Linked DNA regions of Homo sapiens: region 2 is linked to region 1. The links are chromatin loops, found by intact Hi-C in ENCODE. Cell type or tissue: PC-3. All regions are shown on one strand.

Region 1 (4,000 bases):
CAGAAGCACCCAGAAAACTTCTTATGTCTCATTGGCCAGAAGAGAATCATACGCCTCTCCTAGACCATGCAATGCCAAATTAGGACTTTGATTTGGTTTGTTTAGACAATTATGATTTATATCTCAGGCCTGGGCATGTGGCCAACTAAAAGAAAACAAAATTAAGTTCTTCTAGGGTGAAGAAAAGAGATACTGGGTGTTTTATAAGCAAGCAACAATATCTGTCATAATTAAACACATACTAATGATAGAATAGTTGGAGGGATAGTTACCATTTTGGATATTTAAATCAAGATTTAAAAAGCTCTCAAAAGCCTTAAATAATTGATTAAAATTTAAGAAAAATAAACTACATAAATAATTGTAGAATATTTTACATTTCACCATTTACATTCAACTACATTGAGAGTCAGTTTGCTTAAGACTACTTGAAATGAGAAGACACATGTGATTTTGTTTGACTAACACATTCACTGAAATTAATTGTTAACATTAAATTGAAACCTGCTACAATGTAAGATTGTATTTATATTGCCTGAACTCTACACTAGGCTAAATTGTAGCTAGAATATTGTTTCCCATCTTGGGATACATTATAAAGAGGCTATTTATAAACTGAAGCACAAACAGAAGAACATCCATGAAAACTAAAGAAGAAGAAAATATTCTAAAAGCTGAAGGCATTTAAAGAGAAGAGAGAAGACGCAACATTTTGTGACAACTATCTCCAAATTTAGAAAGACTTTCCTATGGAAGAAGAATTAGGATTTTTTTTTTTTATTCCTCCTGCATGGCTAACATTTACTGAGCTCTTTCTCTGTTAGGGCTCCATAAAAACTTGGTGCATTTCATAGAGTTTGATTATTAAATTGTGAATTTATTCCCTTCATTACACTGATTAAGAGAACAGTATTCATTAATTGGATTTTTTCACTGATTATTCTTTCACACTGAAAAGTGTGATGCACACTGTTCACAGTTTAGAACATAGTATGAGCTCAGTCGATGTTAAGCACTATCTTTATCAAATAGTACAAATGGGAAAAGTTACCCATAGAGAAATTTTTGACTTAATTTTTGAAGAAGATTTGGACAAAGTGCATTGTTGAAGATTGCACTTGGTTGCCTGACAAGACAGTAAGTAGCCTGTTTATCACAAGCAAAACTGAAAAAACACTAAGTTATTTATTCATTCATTTATTTAACAAATGTTACCCAACTACCTACGCATCAGGCTCTGTTCTATATATTGATGTTATAGCCATGAAGAAGAAAAAACAAATTTCTGCCCCTCTTAAAGCATATACCATAGTGAAGAGGAAAGACACAAATGAAATAAAATGTGTTGTATAGTGTTAGTGCTATAAATATGAATAAAGAAGAGGAATAGATAATTCCAGGGGTGCTATTAGGTAGGGACAGGAATCCAAACATTCTCCTATGAGCCAAAGGGAAAAATAAGAAAAAGAAATGAAAACAAAACACAAGATAATATGAACAGAAAACTGAATAGTATGAGCATAAGTCATGTACAAAGCGGATTCTATGGTTTGAATGTCCCCTGCAAACTTCGTGTTCATATTTAATTGCCAACATAACAGGATTAAGAAGTGAGGCCTTTAAAGAGGGCTCTATGCCTTTAGGAAAGAGCTTTCAGGAGCGGGTTTGCTTTTGAGCACTCTTGCCCTCCCTTGTTCTTCCTCCTTCCCCCATGGGATTACACTGTACAAAGACCCTTACAGGATGCCAGAGCCAAGCTCTGAAACTTCCCAGCCTCTAGAACTGTGAGCCAAATAAATTTCTGATCATTATACATTACCCAGTCCATGGTATTCTGTCATAGCAACATAACATAGAATAAGACAGTGGGGAAAAAGCATTCCAAACTAGAGGCCTTGAGGAGTGTGCTTAATATGTTCAAAAACCAGCAAAATGAGCGAGGCGAAGCACAGTAGGAAAGGAAGTCAGCAAGGCAGCCTGAGTCTAGACTATGAAAGTCTTTGAAGTCCTTATTAAGGGTATAGATGTTTCTTTATTTAGCTAATGGATTATCTCTCAGTGAAAAAAATCCAATTCATGAGTACTGTTCCCTTAATCACTTCTGCAAAGGGAATGAATTCATTAACTAGCTGGATAACTAACCATATAATCATTCAATTCTTTCTATTCCCTGATAATCTATATCTTACTTGACACTTATAGAGTCCAAATATGCAATCTCGTTTATCATCTGAAGATTCTCATTAAATCTGCAATTTATTTCCGTAGTCAGTGCTATAATATGAGTGCTTATATCCTCCTAAAATTCATATGTTGAAAGGTAATCACTAATGTGAAGGTAATAGAAGGTGGAGCTTTTGGGAGGTGATTAGTCATGAGGGCAGAGCCCTCATGAACAGAATTTGTGCCCTTATAAAAGTGACCCCAGAGAACTACCTTGCCTCTTGCCACTTGTGAAGACACATTACGAAGAAAGCCTCTATGAATCATAAAACAAACCCTCACCAGATATCCAACCTCTCAGTCCTTTATCTTGGACTTTCTAGCTTCTAGCATCATGAGAAATAAATTATTGGTTATTTATAAGCTATGTAGTTTGTGGTATTTTGTTATCATAGCCTCAATGGACCAAGACAGTCAATCTCACCACGTTTATCACAGGGTATATGGTTCAGTACCTATAATTTCTTATTTTTAAGTCAAGGGACTTTAGACAGACTTATGATTAACAAAGCATGCAGTTTCAATAACTAACATCTATGGATTCATTTTAACCAAAAAGAAAACAAAGATTAGGTTTAGATCTACATTTTTTAAATATATCCCTTCACTTCCTCTGCTGCTTTTGTTGCTAAGTCCCCCTGGCAACATGATGCACTGTGAAGGTCAGGATGAACATTGCCGTAAACAGAACAAGGACAGGAAAGTTAACAGAGAGAAGATTCTGTAGCTGCAAAAATACCTCTAGGTGTTCCGGACACTATGTGCCTATAGCTGGCTACAGGATCACAGCAGCCAAAAGCCCTCCAGGAAGAAGTATGGAAGCAGCTTTATTGAGGTTGCCAGCAAGGTAAAAACAAAATTCTTCTCTTAGAAAAATTATCACTGTAATCCATTTCATTGAAAATGCCAAATGTTTAGAATTAGGAAGTCTAGCCATTATAGAGAAATGGTGTGCACTCAGGTCCAGGGATGGAAGTTGATGCCAATGAGATGCATTAAGCAACGTTTAGATGCATGGTAATCGTGGATTGGATGTCTGCTCCAAAAGTGTTCGCTAGATGATCTCAGAAAATTAATTGGGTTAAATATTCCTGGAGGTTGATCTAGAGCACTAGTTCTCAAACTTTAGTATGTATCAGAATCACCTAGGAAACTTGTTAAACACGGATTGCTGGGCCCTCTTCCTACAGTTTCTTATTATTAGGTAAGGGCTGGACTGGATAATTTGCATTTCTAACAAATTCCCAGGGATTGAAATGTTACTGAATCAGGAACTACTACTTGGAAGCACTAATCTAGGGACAATTAATTGAGAAATGGAAAATTTGCCCTAAATAAAATATATGTGCCCACTCAACTGTTTTATGTAGTAGAGATTAGAAGACTGAATATTATAATTACTTGCTTTAGATCTAAGATTTTTCAATGGAAACTTTAGTCTGACTTTTTAAAATGATATTATTGTGATGGCTAACATTTATAGAGACTTGAATTTACCAAGAAATTTATAGGTAACAGAATTATTTAGTACTTACAACGGCCTTAAAAGGCAGGCTTTACTGTCCCGTTTAATAGATGAAAAAAGAGTTTATGTCAGGTTGTAAGATTACAAAGCTACTGAATTGCAAGGACAATATTAGAATCTGAATTCTTATTTTTCTTACATGAGTGTTTTTCAGAATTTAATGTGCATATGAGTCATCCAAGAATCTTGTTAAAGTGCAGACTCTGTTGATCATACAATCAATATGTAATGGCAAAAAGTCATCAATATTAT
Region 2 (4,000 bases), 180 kb after region 1:
CAAAGAGGAAAATCACTGATCTGGGCCTTGGATGCTAAAGAAAGGAGTTTGAATTTTATTCCAAGCCATTGCGATGTTTGTGGTGCCCCACCCACTTCCTTCCTCAACCTCATTTCTGTGTGTCAAGTTCTTAACTATCTTTTGGATATGTTACACTCTCTTCAATTAGAAGAGTCTTATGACAATCTCTCCCTCCCCTGCGCCCTCCCACACTCTCTTACCTCTTGATAACACAGTGCTGCACAGATTATGTTGGAGTGTATACATGCTTATTCCTCACTAGAAGATAAAATGCTCAAAAGCAAGAATTATTTATCCTCAAACAGTGTCTCGTCCATTAAGATAAAATGAAGTATTTTAAAGAATACATTTAAGGGCTTTGCTTAGAAACAATTGCTTAGACTAAAAGCTCATGTTATAACAAAGTCCCCATGCTTTAGTCAGTCAAAGCATTCAATAAATACCCAAATGTTAGGCACTGAAAAATAGAGACAGAGATGGCTTCATCAGGTTACAGCTATTTGTTCAAATTGGGAACACATAGAGTGTCATAATGTAATTAGGAACAGGACAAAACAGGAATAGAAGCTGCATGTTTCAAATGTAATTTCTTCCACCAAGTTATGAAGCCATGAAATTATTTCCTCTAGCAATAGATGAAGTAACACATATATAATCAAAATTCTAACTTTTATATTATCATGGTATAAACAGTATCTAATAGTAATGGATTCAAGTTTGGAACAATTTCAAAAGTATCAAGAAAAATCATGCAAAAATTATACCATTCATTTAAATGAATATAAAGCAGAACTCTTTGAAGCCTCAAGTGAACATGTACTTCATGGACAAAACTGCACCTAGTTTTATGTGCATAATTTATATGTATTCATCAAGTATCTGATTCTCATTGCTGTGATGGACATCTGGTTTTGTCATAAACTTACAAATGGACAAATAGTGAATGGAAAATAAGGCAAAATTACTTTCTTGGAGTCCTAAAGTGTTTTGCAATGTAATAAAAAACAAAAAATTATATTGCCTAAGAAATAAAACTGAATTTCATGAAGAACAAAGGCAGTCACTTTACATAGGAGCTTACCTTGAACAGCAGTCTACAAACAAACTAGAAGCTAAAAATGGCCTTGTGAGTTCAGGGCTGGTAAGCATTGAAATGTCTGGCCAACTCTAGTTCACATTGTGATATATAGTTCTATTGGGTACAGACTGTCAAAGTGAGTTAGTGTCAATGAAAGAAAATGGGAGATGGACTTTCAGATGTTCTCATTCAGCTGAAAAGAAAAAATACAGTTCAAAGAGCTTTTCCTCACTGAGCTTTTCAAATAACCACTCAGTAGGAAGGACATACTGCTTGGAAGGGAGGGCTTATAGGAATACTCAGAGAACTTGATAGCTACCATCGTTTTCAAAAGTGAATCCAGGCGTTTGCTCCTGTCCTTTCACCTCAAAAAGAGTAAACAAGTGCTAAAGATAATACAATCACCCCTTTCACATTGTCACTTGACTGGTGATGTGAATTTAAATAGCTGCTTTTAAGCAGTTTCATCCAACCAACTATGCATTAACCAATTCACGATCTCCAGCTTCTTTTAATACACACCAGCCCACGATGGCCATAGCCTGCAGCCTTCTGCAGATATTAGGTCAGGAATAGCACCACAAGTCGCCCTTAAAGTTGACAGCAGAGGCATTCAAGATAATCTAGGTGGGATATTTGTAACTTTTTTTCCTCTACACATACCACCAAATCTAGACTTAATGTGGTAAAATGCAAATGTAAAATTTAGACTAAAATTTTCTGAAGTTCAACTTTCATACAAACTATACTTGTATATATTATGTATTGACAACTCTAAGTCACCTCCCATCTGTCAAATTCAGACATTCATACAATACGTGGCATTCAATATTTTGAGCAAACTCATTTTGCATGGTCTTCTGACCAATGACTTCCTTTCGGAACGTCACCTTCTTTGTCAATAAAGCAGAGTCTGCGTCATTATTTGGATGATTTTCTTGTTCATTGGGTTTTATAAAGCATTTGTTCCTATACCATCGTAAAGATAGAATGGAAAAGAAAGATAGAAGTACCGATGCTTATAATAAGAAGGACAGCCACAAAAACAACAAGGACAGATAAGATTAAGCTGATCTCAGCCAGGTTCGGTGGCTTAAGCCTGTAATACTGGTCGTTCAAGAGGCCGAGGCAGGTGAATCATTTGAGGTCAGGAGTTTGAGATCAGCCTGGCCAACATAGTGAAACCTCATCTCTATTAAAAATACAAAAAAAAATTAGCCCTGTGGTAGTGGCACATACCTGTAATCCCAGCCACTCAGAAGGATGAGGCAGGAGGATCGTTTGAGCCTGGGAGGTGGAGGTTGCAGTGAGCCGAGATCGTGCCACTGCAATCCCATCTGGGTGAAAGAGTGAAACCCTGTCTCATAAATATATATATATTTATTTATATTTCTTTATATAATATACATTGTATTATATATTATTATATTCAATATATTGTATATATTATATTTAATATTATATATTAAATATATATTATGTGTGTGTGTATATATTATATATATATATTTTAAGCTGGTCTCCTGCCTCCATAAATCCATTCATCAGGCCTCCAGTTAGAGTCTAACTGTGAACACAGAATCAAAATGTAAGACTTGTATGGAATGTTAGAAGTATGCCTTCTAAAGTTTTACCTTAAAACTTCCGGGTATAATTACAGACTTTATTTACATTTCTTTCCCCCCTTTAATTGGTCTGAAGTACAGATGTGAGTTAATTCAACCTCTTGATTTCTAATACATTATTAATAAAGTCTATATTGACCCCCTCTTTTGTTTTATTCATTTTTTTCCTCTTCAACTCAGAGATGCCTTTCTGGGTGTTGATGAGAGACTACGGCTATAAGACCAGCTATTTACTGCTTGGAATGAATCCCAGGTCAAATAAAAAAAAAAGGTCCAAATGAATATAAATGTTATGACTAAGAGCATATGAGTTCTTAAGATATAAAACTACTGAATATCTGTAGTGTAAGAGAAAATGTCCTTGATTGGTTCCAAACAGAAGGGTAATAAAATACGGAATGTAGAAGAGGCATTTGAGACTTAGGTTCAACACAAATGCACTAGTAAGACTTAATCAGATATTGAGCACAGAGTCAAATATTCACTCTCAAAATTGGGCAATTATCAAATTTGGGGAAGCTAAGGGAGTAGATAAATATCAGAAAAATTGATCTGTGTTTTTAGGATCATGGAATTCTTCAGATGGGAATATCTGAATAAACCACTCACTCAATGCTTGCTGTCAGAATTGTTCTATTAAAAGTCTCCAGCATAAAAACATTTTTAAAAGGCCATCTTCTCTGCCCAACCTACATTCTGCCTCCTCCTTCTCCCACCATTCACTTTTCACAATGGACATTGAAATATGACCTCCGAAATCTGAACCAGAAGCAAACAAAAAGGAAACTAGTCATTCAGAGTGAAAACGTGTCAAAAGAGAAGGTTTGAGTCAAATCCAGGTGGCGATGTTCCATGAAATACTAACAGAACTCTTCATTTTCATGAGAGAGCAAGAACAGGCAGTGTTTATAATGACGCATTAACATCTGTCTGCGAATATCATCTCCATGGCACCAAAGTACACCACCCAAACAAAGGAAACTCACAGTAAAGGCAAAACTGTACCTTTTTGTTTTAAAATAGGGAATTAGTATTTGAACTGACAAAGAATCATCATATACCATTGACAGGTTCAACTAAAGTATACTATTACCATAAAGTGTCTTTTCATACTAGATTAGACATAATTAAAGCAGACACAATGGAAGTTTTAGTATGAAAAATGTCTCACAGTCCACCACAGTTGGTGGCAGTAGAGTACAAGTGGAATAAGTACTGCCTTTGACACTGTATTTACCTATATTTAATATCAGATTTATCATTCATTAGCTTTGTG

Evidence for each region. Peaks named below come from ENCODE experiments on the same cell type or tissue, not always from the same donor. Only the 100,000 strongest peaks of a DNase experiment are listed, where the experiment ranks them.
Region 2: a loop joins it to region 1, with 4 times the contacts of the local background. A loop is called at or near these places in 1 of 110 quality-filtered maps.

Annotation. Positions count from the first base shown.
Region 1 is chr4:156,142,822-156,146,821 of GRCh38, reverse strand. It overlaps LOC102724785 (a long non-coding RNA gene), which reads left to right and starts at 2,948. Exons shown (of 5, transcript XR_939394.2): 1 at 2,948-3,070. In PC-3, no CTCF peak of the experiment used is centred here; no DNase peak of the experiment used is centred here.
Region 2 is chr4:155,960,322-155,964,321 of GRCh38, reverse strand. No RefSeq gene overlaps it. Among named protein-coding and RNA genes, the nearest start is that of CTSO, 8.5 kb to the right of the region's middle. In PC-3, no CTCF peak of the experiment used is centred here; a DNase peak (open chromatin) is centred at 2,181; H3K4me3 peaks cover 594 bases; H3K27ac peaks cover 2,690 bases.